2 separate regions of the Homo sapiens genome follow, and region 2 is linked to region 1. A link is an interaction called in ENCODE POLR2A ChIA-PET data of the cell type or tissue named here. Cell type or tissue: HepG2. All regions are shown on one strand.

Region 1 (5,000 bases):
TCTGACTAATTGCTTTTTATTTTTATTTTTTGTGGAGATAGGGTCTCACTTTGTTGCCCAGGCTGGTCTCACTTTGTTGCCCAGGCTGGTCTCAACCTCCTGGCCTCAAGCGATCCTTTCACCTTGGCCTCCCAAAGTGTTAGGATTACAGACGTGAGCCACTGTACCCAGCTACCTGTAACAATTTTAAGCTTATCTTAAAAAAATTGTCAGATCATTTTATTTTCCGAGGTTCTTAGGATATAATCCTATTGTTTTGTGTAACTGATGACTTTTGTTCATGATGAATTGTTTTCTTGTGTATTTTATAATTTTAAGTTGTGAAGTCATCTTCAGTGAGGCTTTATTAGAGGAATCCTGTGTGTCCAGATGCAGGGTCTGTCTCTCCAGAGTACTTTTCTGCTTATTTCTAACATATCTTAGAAGCACCATCTTGCTGTTCTTTTCAAATCCTCTGCATATTGCATCATCACTGCTGTCACTTTGTGAGCACGTACTTTCCCTATGAGGAAGGAGAAAGTGTTTTTTCCTACTACAGTCCAGGGTGAAACAAATTTCCTTGTTTCTCTGCTGGTTGGTGATTATTATTTTTCCTTATCCAAATTCCATCTGAGGATATAGTCCTTGGACGCCCTTAACTTTCTGTGGGAATCTGTGTCAACTCTCTACCATAGGTGTTCCAGGCCTTGTCTCAGACCACAGGCAAGTGCAAAAGCTCAGCTCCCAGATAACCAAGGCTGACACTTGTCCCTAAGGAAGCTGCAGGGTCAGCTTGGTTTCAGTTCTCTTTTCTTTTCTTGTATCTGGGTATTTCAATTTATTTTCTTGTGGATTCAGCTATTTAGACAAAGGTTTGCTTTATTTTGTCCAGCAGCAATTTCTAAGTGCTTGTGGTCAAAAGATTTTCAAGTTTTCCAGTCAGCCAAAATAGCAGAACCAGAAAATATTCTTTACATGTGAAGAGTTCATATAAATTAGTAAACTACCAAGCTTACAAGTGGCAAAGGTCATAAATACAGAATTTTTAAAAGCAGAAATACAAATGTTCCATAAACATTTGGAAAGGCCAAGAAATACAATTAAAACAATAAGACAAGACACAATTGTGGCCTATCAAAGTCATGGATATTTACAAAAAGAAAGAACAAGAATTGTGTCAATGGCACGGTGAATTGAGTATTGTAACCCATTCAGTGAAAACATAAATGGGTTATTTGAAAATAATTTGCTTTAAGAGCCTTAAAAAATTTATTTCCCCTGAGCTAGTATTCATACTTCTAGAAATCTACACTAAGGAAATAATCTAAAATGCAGATAATTGGTAAATTTCATATTCAGAAAGAAACATGTTATTTTTAAAAAATGTATATCACCTTCCTTGAAATCAGGGATATTTTATTTACTGCAGTCTTCAAAACCCCAGGCATAGACAAAGATTGCAGAGGTTGTATAAAGGCTTAAGACACAAACACTATTAGGGAACAGTCATAGAGTATCTTATGGAAACACCTGCTGAGTGGTTACGGCCACTCTGCCTAGCCCAAGCTGAGGTATAGCTTGGAAGAACAACTGGAGTGGAAACAAATATCAGAAAAACACGTACAGCTATCGTTGACCTTTCCTACGGTAAGCGTTTTCTCATCCTCCTAGAGTGAATGTGGGACTCTGTGGTGTATTCTCCTCGGAAGTCTGCTTTCTTCTGTCATAGCACTGGCTACACTGCCTTGACTTCCCAAAGGTTGGGAGCTCCTTTGGGTCTGTGACTGTGTGCCCTTTACCTCTATATTCCAGTATTATATAGGGCAAACCAAAGGTACTCAATAAATGTCTGTAGAATGAACGAATGAGACTCATGGGTAACTGCTCATCCTATAAATCTTAGGTAAGGTGGTTTGCAGGAGGCCTTGTGCAGCAATAAATGCAGGAGTCCACGCATTAGGATTCCTTTGGCGGCAACTTCCTCAGCTTCCAACACTGACGGAAAATGGTTAGAGGCCTAGGTGCATGTGGGTCAGGAGCCTTGCTGACAGATCCAAAGCTGACAGTCTGGAGCATGTGTGCATGCTGCCTTTGGACTCTGGGACATGTCACTGATATTCTCCAGGAAACTTGTGAAACCTCCTGTTTATAAAGGTTTCTCCATCTGTTATACTTTCTGTACTTTCCCTTCTGCAGCTCTTGGTAACACGGATGTTTGCATTCCACAGGGATTCCTGTTGCTAAAAGGTCTGTTTTCTCCTGCTAGCCACCCTCATCAGCCAGAGTTCAAACCCTGACAGTGCCCATGGAGAGATCTGGTCCAAGGCACCAACCTCTTCCTGCTGGACTGAGAAAGAGCCTCCTACTGTGTCTCTCTTTACCTCAGCTTTTGCACACCTCCAATATATTGTCCACTGAAGTCAGAATAATCTAAAAATAAAGGCTGATTACCTCATGTGGTATAAACTTACCAATGACTCCCCGTTGCCTAGAGGCTCAAATTGCTAGCATGGCCTGGCGTGTGGCCCTGGTCAACCAAGTCTCACTTCCACACCCTGACACTGCCACTATGACAAACTGTTTGTTTCATCTTGTTTTCACCCCCAACCTCCACACCTTTGTCCATGCTGGTTTCTCCACTTGGGATGTGTCTTCCTCTATTGACTGGAGAACTCCTATTTTTACTTTAAAACACCAACAAGATACCATCCCTCTTTGAAGGCTTCTTTGTCTCCCTTCAAGCAGAATCAGGTGGGCCCTCCCCCGTGCTCCTATAGCAATTCGTATAGAACTTCTAAACAAGAGTATTTCTTTGAAACTTCTGTCTTACCCATGAGTCTGCTGTTTTTCTCCGTAACATCTCCTTCAGCCAGACTCTCACTCCACCCTAACTGCCCAGGTTTCACCCCTCACCTGGACTGTTGCAAGAACATCTTCATGGGGTTTTCTATCCCTGCTTTGTCCCAGTAATGTAACTGCCACACCACAGTTAAAGGGAATCTTCTTAAACTACATATATGATCAAGTCATTTTCTTGATTAAAATCATTGGCTGGATCCCTAATGCTTTCCAGAATAAAGCCCAAATTCCTTAGCATGTGCTGCCTAAAAGGGGATCCCAAAGCACACGGACTGACAGGGTCTAGGGTCACTCTCAGACCCTGTAAGTCCAAGAGCTCTTGTAGCCCATGGGCTTTGTATCCATGGTCAGCCACTGTGATTTATTGCTTTGGGAGTTAGGAAGTCACTTTGGAAAGGCTCATGTTTCCTGGTTCCAGACTGCCCTGCCAGGCCCACTGAAGCAGCTGCTGGGAGGCCCCTGTGGGCAGCACTAGACAGGAGTGCTGCTCAACTGGAAATAAGTCCTGGGGCTGTTCTGACAGCTCTAATCCTAGCCAAGAGCTCTTGGAAGTCCACCTTGTAGGGCCAAGATGGGGCAGGAGCCTAGGTCCTTACCAGAGGGGCCACAGCTGCGGCTTGAATTCTGATTTGCAAGCTTTTTAAACTCCATGAGCTCCGCATGGTCCTTCTCATACGTCCTCTTTAGATTCTCCACATACTGCATCATCACTTCCGTTGCTTTCGACATGCGCTTTTCCTGCGGGGAAGGAGCGCATGAGTGCATGAGGCCATTGGAGGAAAGGCTCCGTTGGCACTTATTTGCTCTGACCTAGGGTCTGGGCTAGGAGAATCAAAAGGATACAGGGACAAGACTCTGCCCTCTGAAGAGTTTGCTGTCTGCCATGTGAGCTGAGAGGTGGACTCAGCACCTGCGCTTAGGGAGAATGAGAAAAGCACAGCCACCACACTGCAGGAGATGACAGGCAGAGGAGAGTTGTTTCTGCTTGCAGAGAACGGGTCAGGGGAGGCTTCATGGAGAGGGAATGCAGTGGATGTAGGATGTGAGCAGCATCTGGGCCCATAGACAAGGGCAGGAGGGACACAGCGTTCAGGCCAGGGAACTCCAAGAGGAGTCTAGAGGCAGGGAAGCACAGGGCTTATATGTAGATGAGGTTTTATCCTCTGAATAAGAGTCCTCTGGAGAGTGAAGAAAGGCACGACGACAAATTATGCTGGGACAATCGACATAATAAACCAGGGCTGTCCAGAAAGCCCAGACACTGCAGGTCCTCCTACCTATGTAGGGATCAGCAAGCAGTTGGGTCTATTTGTAAGTCTGGGTTGTGAAGGACCTCGAATGCTAGACAAAGGAATTTGAACTTATTCTGAAGGAAAAGGGAAGCCATTGAATATCTCCCTTAAAGTAAGAGAGTAATATAATCAGGTCATAGGTAGAGATGGGACTCAAGGGAGTGAGACTGGTGGCAGTGAGGGCAGCAGGTAAAAACAGGATGAAGCCTGACCTGGCCCAGTGGAGCCAGAGAGGAAGGCAAAGACTGAGACATAGCAGCCAAGACGAGGGAGCCATTTGGAGAAGGGAGCAGATGGCGTGAGTGACAGGTGGGCTGAGGCACAAGTTTGGGAAGCCTGCACACAATGAGAACAATTTCTCTCTGCTCATACCCCAGTTAGATCCCTCAGAGGATCTAGCTCAGGCCCTGCCTGGCCACAGAGGGACACACCCAGTGGCTTCGCAGGAACAGGTCCCACAGTCATGCGTGGCTGAGACCAGCTACTTCCCTAGAGTCCTCCCGTGTTGCTGCTCCCAGCTGGAGTGACTTCCTGGGCACCACTGCTGAGTCAGATGTCCTTGTCCTGAAGGACACAGGGTGGGATGGCCCAGCGACAGGTCTTTCTTTTATTTAATAGGAACTGCTCAGGGCTGCACCACCCCAGGAACCTCCTCTCATGTAACCAGAGCAGCAGGACATAGATTCATGTCATAGCAACATAATAACAACATCCAAATGCTTTACAAGTACGGCAGCAACCCTCTATGGCAGATACTGTGACCATCCTCATTTTATACTTGAAAAGACTGAAGCAGAGAAACCTCAGTAAGGGGCCCAAGGTCACACAGCGAATGAAGGTTGGAGCCAGGATTAGAACTCGGGCAATGTG
Region 2 (5,000 bases), 1.7 Mb before region 1:
AGGCCGAGATGGGTGGACTGTTTGAGCCCAGGAGTTAGAGGCCAGCCTGGGCAACATGATGAGACACCATCTCTATAAAAAATGTAAAAATTGGCCCAGCACAGTGGCTCACGCCTATAATCCCAACACTTTGGGAGGCCGAGGCGGGTAGATCACAAGGTCAGGAGTTCGAGACTGTCCTGGCTAACACGGTGAAACCCCGTCTCTACTAAAAATACAAAAAAAAAAAAAATTAGCTGGGTGTGGTGGTGGTGCCTGTAGTCCCAGCTACTCAGGAGGCTGAGGCAGGAGAATGACATGAACCCGGGAGGTGGAGCTTGCAGTGCCCAAGGTCGTGCCACTGCACTCCAGCCTGGGCGACAGAGTGAGACTCCATCTCAAAAAAAAAAAAAAAAAAATTAGCCAGGTGTGTTGGCGTGTGCCTGTGGTCCCAGCTACTCAGGAGGTTGAGTTGGGGGGATCACTTGAGCCTAGGAGGTGGAGGCAACAGTGAGCCACACTTGCGCCATTGCAGTCCAGCCTGGGTGGCAGAGCAAGACCCTGTCTCAAAAAAAAAAAAAGAAAGAAGTAGATCGTGACAAATAAAGATGCATATTCTAATTCCTAGAACAATCACTAAAAAATTTTTTTAAAGGCCGGGTGCGGTGGCTCATGCCTGTAATCCCAGCACTTTGGGAGGCCGAGGTGGGTAGATCACCTGAGGTCAGGAGTTCAAGACCAGCATGGCCAATATGGTGAAACCCTCTCTCTACTAAAAATACAAAAAAATTAGCCAGGCATAGTGGTGGGCACCTGTAACCCCAGCTACTTGAGCAGCTGAGGCAGGAGAATCACTTGAATCTGGGAGGCAGAGGTTGCAGTGAGCCGAGATCATGCCATTGCACTCCAGCCTAGGCAACAAGAGTGAAACCTTGGTCTTGAACTCCTGACCTTAACTGATCTGCCCACCTTGGCCTCCCAAAGTGCTGGAATTACAGGCGTGAGCCACCACACCTGGCCCAAATTTTAATATCTTTTCAAAGAACCAACTGTTGGTTTCATTGATTTTTCTCTATTTTTCTACTTTGTATTTTATTGATTTCTACCTAATCATCATTATACCCTTCCTCCTGCTTCCTTTGGGTTTAGTTTGTTCTTCTTTTCCTAGTTTTTCTTTTTCTTTCTTTTCTTTTCTTTTCTTTTTTTTTTTTTTTTTTGAGATGGAGTCTTGCTCTATTGCCCAGGCTGGAGTGCAGTGGTGCAATCTCAGCTCACTGCAACCTCCACCTCCCAGGTTCAAGTGATTCTCCTGCCTCAGCCTCCCGAGTAGCTGGGATTACAGGTGCATGCCACCACATCTGGCTAATTTTTGTATTTTTAGTAGAGACGGGGTTTCACCATGTTGGCCAGGCTGGTCTCGAACTCCTGACCTCAACTGATCTGCCCACCTCAGCCTCCCAAAGTGCTGGGATTACAAGCATGAGCCAGCATGCCCGGCTCCTAGTTTCTTAAGGTAGAAACTTAGGTTATTGATTTGACCTATATTCTTTTCTAATATAGACATCTAAAGCTTGGCACTTCCCTCTAATCACAGTTTTAGCTGCCTCTCATACATTTTGATATATCACATCTTTGTTTCCTTTCAGTTCAAAACATTTCCTAGTTTCCCTTGTGATTTAGTCTATGACCCATGGATTATTTACCTATGCGTTGTTTAATTTGCAAATATTTGTAGATTCCCCAAATTGTCTATTGTTGATTTCTAATTTAATTCTATTGTGGGTAGAGAACATACCTGGTATGATTTCAGTCCTTTTAAATTCATTGAGACTTGTTTTATGACCTAATAATGGTCTGTTTTGGAGAATGTTCTGGGAGTATTTGACAAGAATGTGTATTGTGCTATTGTTGGATGGAGTTTCCTATAGGTGTCAAGGTGGCTGACAGTATCGTTTAGCCTTCTATATCTTTGCTGATTTTCTGTTTGTTCTATCAGTTATTAAGACTGAGGATTGGGCTGGGCACGGTGGCTCATGCCTGTAATCCCAGCATTTTGGGAGGCTGAGGTGGGCGAATCATGAGGTCAGGAGTTCAAGACCAGCCTGACCAACACGGTGAAACCCTGTCTCTATTAAAAATACAAAAAGTAGCCGGGTGTGGTGGCACGCGCCTGTAATCCCAGCTACTCAGGAGGCTGAGGTAGGAGAATCACTTGAACCCAGGAGGCAGAGGCTGCAGTGAGCTGAGATCACACCACTGCACTCCAGTGTAGGTGACAGAGTGAGACTCCATCTCAAAAAAAAAAAAAAAAGAGTGAGGTGTTGAAGTCCCCAACTACCACTGTTGAATTGTCTATTTCTTGCTTGAATTTTGTCAGTTTTTGCTTTGGTATTTTGAGGCTGTGTTGTTAGGGTCATGTACATTTGCAAGTGCTATATCTTCCAGATGTAATGATTTGTCATTTTTGTGATTCTGATATGCCCCACTTTGTCTAGTGATATTTCTTGTCTTCAAGTCTATTTTGTCTGATGTTAATACATTTACTTCAGCAATCTTTTTTTGGCAAGGGGAGTCGCTTAAAGCAACACAAGTTTATTATCTTAAGGTTCTGGAAGTCAGATGTCTGAAATGGTTTTCACTGGACTACAATCAAGGTATCTGCAGGATTCTGTTTCTTTACTCCAGCAATATTATGCTTATAGTTTACATGGTATATCTTTTTCTTTAACTTTCAACTTATTTGTGTGTTTGACTATAAGTTGTGTTTCTTGTAGACAGACAGTTGGATCTAAGCCAGTCTGACAATCTCTGCTTATAGAATGGGCTGTTGAGACCATTCACATTTAACATTATTATCGAGATGGCTGAATTTACATTTGATCACAGTGGTGCAATCTCGGCTCACTGCAACCTCCACCTCCCAGGTTCAAGCAATTCTCCTGCCTCAGCCTCCTGAGTAGCTGAGACTACAGGCATGCGCCACCACACCCAGCTAATTTTTGTATTTTTAGTAGAGATGGGGCTTCACCATGTTGGACAGGATGGTCTCGATCTCTTGACCTCATGATCCACCCACCTTGGCTTCCCAAAGTGCTGGGATTACAGGCATGAGCCACCACACCTGGCCATCTGTATTTTTTAAAGTTTTATTTATTTATTTATTTTTTGAGACAGAGTTTCACTCCAGCATAGGCCAACATGGTGAAACCCTGTCTCTACTAAATATACAAAAATTAGTCGGGTGTGGTGGCATGCACCTGTAATCCCTGTTACTTGGGTGGATTAGGCAGAAGAATCAATCACTTGAACCTGGGAGGCGGAGATTGTAGTGAGCTGAGATTGCACTACTGCATTCCAGCCTGGGTGACAGAGTGAGACTGTCTCAAAAGAAAAAAAAAGGATATTACAAGTTGACAAAACTTTAACTAGACTGACCAAGATGTTAAAAAAAAAAAAAAAAAAGCAAGAGAGAGAAGGCACAGATTACCATAATCAGATCTTAAAGAAATAAAAAAGATTGTGAGGGAATATTACCAATAGCTTTTTGTCAACAAATTAGACAACTTAAGTGACTGGGCAAATTCTTAGACACCAAGTATTGAAACTGACTCAAGATGGAATAGAAGATCACTTGAGTTCAGGAGTTCAAGACCAGCCTGGGCAACATGGCAAAACCACATCTCTACTACAAAAAGTACCAAAAAAATTAGGTGGGCCTAGTGGTGATGCATGCCTGTAGTCCCAGCTACTCGAGTGGCTAAGGTGGGAGAATCACCTGAGCCCAGGGAGTTGAGGCTGTAGTGAGCTGTGATTATGCCACGGCACTCCAGCCTTGGCAACAGGAGTGAGACCTTGTCTCAAAAAAAAAAAAAAAAAAAAAAGAAGGAATAGAAAATATAAGTAGACCTAAAACAAGGAAAAAAGTTGAATTAGTAATTAAAAATCTTCCCACAAAGTAAAGCCCAGGCCCAGATGGTTTTAATCAAATGCTTAAGAATAATACCAATTCTACACACTCTTCCAAGAAATAGAACATTCCTAAATCATTCTATAAGGCCAATATTATCCTAATACCAAAAGACACAAAGACCAGAAACAAGAAAACTAGAGATCAATATCCCTCATGAATATACACAGAAAAATCCTCAGTAAAATACTAGCAAACCAAATTCAACAACGAAAGATTGGCTTAATATCCAAAAATCAATTCATTCAACACATGTTAATAGAATAAAAAATAAAAACCACATGATCACATCAATGGACATACAAAAAACGTCTGAAAAACTTCAAAAATCATTCATGATAAAAACTTTCACTAAACCAGGAATAGAAGGAAACTTCTTCTCAACCTGAAGAAGCTAATTAAAAATAATTTTTAAAGATAGATGAGAACTTCCTTAACCTAATAAAGAGTATCTACAAAAAAACAAATATCATACTTAATGGTAAAAGGCTGAATGTTCTGCCTCTAAAATTGGGAACAAGGCAAAGATGTTCCCCTTGCCACTTCTATTCAACATTGTACTACAGGTTCAAGCCAGTGCGATTAGGCAAGAAAAAGAAGTCCTGATTGAAAAGAAAAAAGTTAGCCTTTCTTTATTCACAGAAGATCTGATCCAGTATACAGAAAATCCTAAAGAATCCACAAAAAAATTCTTAGAACAAGTAAATGAGTTTAACAAGGTTACAGGATACAATATCAATATGAAAAAGTCAACTATATTTCTATACACTAGTAATAATTTCATCTGAAAATGAAATTGAGAAAACAATTTCATTCACAACAGCATAAAAATACTTAATAAATTTGTTAAAAGAAGTGCAATATGTACACTAATCACTACACAATATTAGTAAAAAAAATAAAGAAAACTGAAATAAATGGACAGACATTCCATGTTCATAAATTCAAAAACCCAATATTGTTAAGATTGCAATTCTTCCTCAATTAATCTGTGAATTCAATATAATCTCTATCAAAACATCAACAGTTGTTACACAGAAGTTGACAAACTGAA

What was found. Peaks named below come from ENCODE experiments on the same cell type or tissue, not always from the same donor. Only the 100,000 strongest peaks of a DNase experiment are listed, where the experiment ranks them.
Region 2: POLR2A ChIA-PET joins it to region 1 with 7 read pairs; 2 of 35 experiments call an interaction of 5 or more read pairs at or near these places.

Annotation. Positions count from the first base shown.
Region 1 is chr11:10,597,484-10,602,483 of GRCh38, forward strand. It overlaps IRAG1 (inositol 1,4,5-triphosphate receptor associated 1), which reads right to left. Exons shown (of 21, transcript NM_130385.4): 15 at 3,435-3,576. It overlaps IRAG1-AS1 (IRAG1 antisense RNA 1), which reads left to right. Exons shown (of 4, transcript NR_046375.1): 4 at 2,208-2,449. Among named protein-coding and RNA genes, the nearest start is that of LYVE1, 31 kb to the left of the region's middle. In HepG2, no CTCF peak of the experiment used is centred here; a DNase peak (open chromatin) is centred at 2,128.
Region 2 is chr11:8,900,052-8,905,051 of GRCh38, forward strand. It overlaps a transcript of DENND2B not described here. Among named protein-coding and RNA genes, the nearest start is that of AKIP1, 8.6 kb to the right of the region's middle. In HepG2, no CTCF peak of the experiment used is centred here; no DNase peak of the experiment used is centred here.